2 separate regions of the Homo sapiens genome follow, and region 2 is linked to region 1. A link is a loop called in an ENCODE intact Hi-C map of the cell type or tissue named here. Cell type or tissue: PC-9. All regions are shown on one strand. Links, peaks and the distances in the headings refer to the core of each region. The heading gives the core; the rest is flanking DNA.

Region 1 (2,930 bases), core at 127-2,626:
GGCATGGAAATAGCATTTATTAAGTTTTAGGTCACCTTAATTTTTACATTCTTAACAATATAGCAGTTCCATAATAATATAATAAATTCTGGGAAAGGGTATTTATTTACCTACATTTTATTATGATTTGATAGAGAAGGAAAATAGGTATCATACAGATACGGAAAAAAAATTTCTGTAGTAGTCTGGATTATGAAAGCTAGATTTTAAATGAAATCAATATTGTCAACATGTAAGTCTAAACTCGCATAAATGTCACTTAAACTTATAGCATTGGCACAACCTTAATTTGAGAAAAATGTTTGGAGTTTCCCTTTTGACTTAAAAGTAATATTTCACTCCTCTTCCTTCCTTCTTAATACTTTAGAAATCTAGAAACAGTTATGTTTTATGCTTTAGAAAAAATAGATGATTGTGAGACACAAATTTGATCTTACTCTATGGATGAACATTGTAATGGTTAGAACAGTGCAAAGTGAGGTTGGCCGGCCATAGGGCAGAATCAACTTCCATTACTAGAAATGTTCAAAAATAAACTAGCCAACAATTTAGAAGGGTCAAGTGGATTTTTAAGGACCCTTCTAACTTCGACCCCATGGTTCAATTACTTTCGGGGAAAGCTTTCCATATTTATGCAGCGTCTTCAGTAGAGGTAAAATTTTCACTTTCTTCCAGCAATGAACTTTGTCCTTCCCAAGACCATAGCCAGGGCTTCATTCACTTGCTTGGTATTTTGCAAAGTTTGGCTCTGGAGGCATCCACCTCACAAGCTCTGCAATGTTTACTAAACTCTCAGATTCCTGGACCACACCTCAGAACTACCAAAAAAAAGAATCTTTATGGGTGAGCCCAGAAATCTGCATATTTAACAAGCTTTCCAAGTGACTGATGTACTCACTGCAATTTGTGAGCCATTGCTCTAATCCTTGACATTCCTACTGAAAAGATAGACCAGTAAGGATTACTTGGAGTTATGATTGCTCTTATATAGTTATTTGTTCCTTAAGGAGTGAGTTAAGCTCACAAGCGTTTCACACACTATTTAAGCATCCGACCACGTTTGGAGAATAAACTTGCAGCACGTAAAATCTTCTTTCACCTTTTCATTGCAACAGACAATTTTTTGTTTTCATGAGCATTCCAATTACTAAAAATAATCTTTCCCAAATCCTTTGTCTCACCAAAGAACATCAAGTGAACAAAGCCTCACTTATCAGCAATGTTTGCTTAAGATATGAATCTATGAGTACTTTAGCTGCTTTAGTTTCTATTTGATATTTAAAAAGAACACAGTATTCGGATCACATTGGCAACCTAAACCACAGAGCGCAAGTTAAGAAATCCAAGGGAATCATCTGAATTTTACTGTAAAAATAGTAACTATTTGGTTGTATAGCAACCGATAACTACTCTGTCATTTGTCCTATGGTGTAAAATCACATAAGCAAATTTGAAGATTTAAAAATCTCACCTTCCATTTCTTCCATCACAGTGTTCTTTAAAAGATCAGGAAAAGGATTTAATTGTAGCATATTAAAAATACAGAATTAATTAATAGTAAAACTCTGGCCAAATTGTGCTAATTCAGGGAAAGGTAGTTCAAATTTTATAAAAAGAATGGATGGTTAATAAGGCTTTAAAAAACATTATTTTCTGTGAAATATCTGCACTCCCACATTTATTGCTGCACTATTCACAAGAACCAAGATTTGGGATTAATTTACAAGTACATTAATGGATGAACGGATAAAGAAAATGTGGTGCATATACACAACGGAATATTATTCAGCCATAAAAAAGAATAAAATCCTCTCATTTGCAACAACATGGATAGAAGTGGAGGACACTATGTTAAGTAAAATAAGCCAGGCACACACACACAAAACAAATTTTGCATGTTCTCACTCATATGTGAGAACTAAAAATTAAAACAATTGAACTTATTGAGATAGAGAGTAGAATGATGGTTACCAAAGACTGGGAAGGGTAGCAGGAATGGTGGCATGAAGTGGAATGGTTACTGGAATGAACCATTAGTTAGAATGAATAAGATCTAGTATGTGGTAGCATTTGGTAGCACAACAGGGTGACTACAGTCAGCAATAATTTATTTTATATTTTAAAATAACTATAAAAGTGGAATCAAAATATTTCAATTTTTTTTGTTGTTTTTTGTGGTTTTTTTTTTGAGATGGAGTCTCACTCTTGCCCAGGCTAGAGTGCAGTGGCGCAGTGGTGCAATCTTTGCTCAGTGCAACTTCCATCTCCTGGGCTCAAGCGATTCTCCTGCCTCAGCCTCTCAAGTAGCTGGGATTCCACACCCAGCTAATTTTTTTGTATTTTTAGTAAAGACTGGGTTTCACTATGTTGCCCAGGCTGGTCTGGAACTCCTGACCTCAAATGATCTCCCTGTCTTGGGCTCCCAAAGTGCTAGGATTACAGACATAAGGAATTGAAATGGAATTTCACTGCCCCTGGCCCTGGAATTGGAATGTTTCTAACACACACAAAAAAATGATAAATATTTGAAATGATAGATATACCAATTACTCCAATGTAATCATTATACACTGTATGTCTGTATTAAAACATCACATGTACTCCATAAATATATATACATCTATTATCTACCCATAACAATTTAAAATAAAAAAATCTTAAATATTTTCAATAATATATAGGATACCAAATTTCAAATGTGAAATGATGGTTATGAGCATATATAACCTTTTTAATAGCAAAAAAGCAAAGAAAAATAATTAATATTACTCAATTAAGTTTTTGCAATTTATTCTATAAATAGACCAGGTCCAAATCCTGCCTGAATTATAAAAAATTCCAAATCAAGGGATTTTGAACTTTACTATTTATCTGTTGTTTGGATTTGAATAGTCAAATCACCACGTAGATTAGTTATCTTTCATGCCTGC
Region 2 (2,930 bases), core at 105-2,604, 67 kb before region 1:
AAACAGCTAAATGTTATACCACATTTTACATTTTATATCTACTCATTATAGTTCTTCTTTAATCTCTCAAAGGTAAGCATTTTTTCTTTTGTGACTCTGAAATTTATTCTGTATTCTCCTATCAAAGTCCATACTACATTAATTTTTATTCTGCTTCTCCAGAATACTGAACACCTTAAGAAAAGGAGCTCTGAGTTTAGTATAAGACTGAATGTGTACAGAAACAACCCACTCTCTGTCAAAAAAATACTATTTTATTTGATTCAAGGTTCTTCAACTTCAGCACTACTGACATTTTGGGTCAGATAATTCTTTGTTGTGGAGTATCCTATGAAATGTATGTTTAACACCATCCTTGGCCCTGCCCACTAGATACCCATAACACCACCACCACCAAATGGTGTTAATAAAAAAATGTCTCCAGGAATTAACAAATGCCTTCTGGGGGATCAAATTATCATCAATTGAGTATGATTGACCTAAAATTATGCCCAAAAATTTAGATTTTATTACAAACATTTTGGGCTTTTAAGCCAATGGCAGTTTACAGAGGTTAATTCTTACAGGATCATACTATATCCAACCCTGAAAGTTGACAAGAGGGGCTAAGGATCCCACAAGGGCAGAGTATATCAGTTTCATGTGAAACTATTGGTTTGGTATGTAATAAAGCAGCGCTAGGGTAAACTCCACCTTTACTGGGTACAGGATGTGATCTCACACACGAAACCTGCTTTTCTCACAAACCAATCCCTCTCCAGTAACTTCCCATTCCAAAGAGATGGGTCACTTTCATCATTGGAAAAGGAAAGATCAAAAAAAGGATAAAATGTCTTATATAGTATGAATATTATACTCGGTGCCTGTGACAAAAGATCTTGTCACCAAACTTCTTTCATCACCTCATTTCTTACACATACCAGACCTAATCCTCAAATGCTTTCTCCTACCTTAGCGTGAGACCTTTCAAACTGTTACTAATTATAAACTTCTTCAGAGGCAAGATGTTTTCACTCAGAATGAACATGCAGGTACTTGAGCCCACGTAACCTCCTTGGCCTCAGGCAAGCAGTTTGCCTAAAATGCCTCTCAAATAGACAGGATGATGAAAACGGAAGCTGTGGAACTGAGTGAACCAAGCCAAAAATCTTGTTTGTATGATTAAGTTTTCTCTAATACATAAAGAATTCAGAGAAATGGTGTAAAATGAATACACCTATGATCTGAAATAACATAGTCCCTATCTTTATATCCAAAAAGTATTTGTATTTATACCAAATCACTACATGAATATGTGATTTTAGTAAACATAATCATAAATTTTTGGAGGTGAAAAATACAAACTATAGGCATCCATTTTGACTTTTCCCCTATGTGAAGTTAACACAATGTTTGTCCTTGAACCTAGATATACTTTTAAATATTAATTTATATATGTTGATTAAAACATTTATAAGACCTCAACTAAAATTCTTGATTCTGCACATAAGGAAATTAATGAAATCCATACCATTGTATATAAAATGTCATAATTAAGGTCATTAATATGATCAAGAATGGTAATGATGTATGGTATGGCTCATTTTCCCAGATACTCCAGGAAACAGTATAATTTGGGGCTATTGATGTAGTCATGGATGGAGCTCCTACATTGCCTTTATTAAAAAGAGATTTTACATTTTAAAAATAAGCTGATACCATAAATGAATTTCTCTAGAACCTGGAATGGAAAATTATAATGGGCATTTCCATGATATGGTTTATAGAAGGTAATATTCTTTAGAATTACCTTAGGGATTAGATATAGCAGGAAAAACAAACCATTTTCTGTTTTTCCTGTGCTACTCTCAACATAGCACAGAACACTTCTGTGGGTTTGTTTGTGTGCTTGTTTGTTTGCCAGACTGGCCAATTTTCCATCACTTTGGATAACTTGGCCAAAGTCACATAGCTTGCAAGAAATAAACCACATTCTTCCCATGAAGTAAGACAATCAGTATCTTGTCTATCAAATAGATTCATAATCTAGAAGGAATCATCTGGGTCCTTGCATTTCACTAAAGGAGGCACATCAAATGTGTAAGTAGCACAAAGCTGGAATGAAAGCTAAAAAAGTTTCAAATGAACTTAGCAAGCTAGAACAAATCAAAAATCAGTAAGATTAAATCATTATGAGAATAGATGTAATGACTTATTTATGTCTAAAAACCACAATTAAATGAATAATAAGTGATGGGTTGGGGCGAAACCCTATCTGTCAAGAATAATTATGAGCAGTTGCTACTGTCACTTTACTAAATATCTTAGGTGTCTATAGCATTACCTTCATCTATCAACCTAGCAACCCTAGCAGAAATAAAACTGATTTGTTTATCATGACCTGTTCTCTTGGTACTCATGCTGGATTCTAACTCAAAATAACATTACTTAAGTCTTCCTAAGCTATTCATTTAGTAATATATTCTAGAAAATGTTCCCAGGGATTAACGTGAATTTTACTCTTTAGAAATCTCCCAACTCTACCCTATTTCTTTAAAAAAAAATCAGAGCCACTCTTCTTCTCTAAACCTCTGCCATTCCTACACAATTTTCCAAAGACTACCAACAGAGAGCTTTATGGTCACATATCAAAGTACTTTCAGAAATCAGGGTGTAATTCCACTGGATGTATATAGTTTGAGTACAGTGTGAAGATATTAGCTATCTTACTAGTTGGAAACAGAAGAAAACTTAAGCACTGTTCAATATCCTTCAAACATATTATTTCATTTGACCCAATTATATCAATAGTCCAGTAGGTATTATTATTTCCATCTTAAAGATGAAGAAAATGAAACTTTCCATACACTCAGCTTGACTAGATCAAACATCTTTCCCTAGTCACATATCCAGTAGGACATAAATCAAACCCTGGTTTAATGTCAGACCCT

What was found. Hi-C counts contacts between places; a loop is a spot of excess contacts. Peaks named below come from ENCODE experiments on the same cell type or tissue, not always from the same donor. Only the 100,000 strongest peaks of a DNase experiment are listed, where the experiment ranks them.
Region 2: it touches region 1 in a loop (10-fold over the local background); 2 of 110 quality-filtered maps call a loop at or near these places.

Annotation. Positions count from the first base shown.
Region 1 is chr1:186,491,033-186,493,962 of GRCh38, reverse strand. No RefSeq gene overlaps it. Among named protein-coding and RNA genes, the nearest start is that of PDC, 31 kb to the right of the region's middle. In PC-9, for the core only: no CTCF peak of the experiment used is centred there; a DNase peak (open chromatin) is centred at 1,242; H3K27ac peaks cover 842 bases.
Region 2 is chr1:186,557,788-186,560,717 of GRCh38, reverse strand. No RefSeq gene overlaps it. Among named protein-coding and RNA genes, the nearest start is that of PDC, 98 kb to the right of the region's middle. In PC-9, for the core only: no CTCF peak of the experiment used is centred there; no DNase peak of the experiment used is centred there; H3K27ac peaks cover 1,229 bases.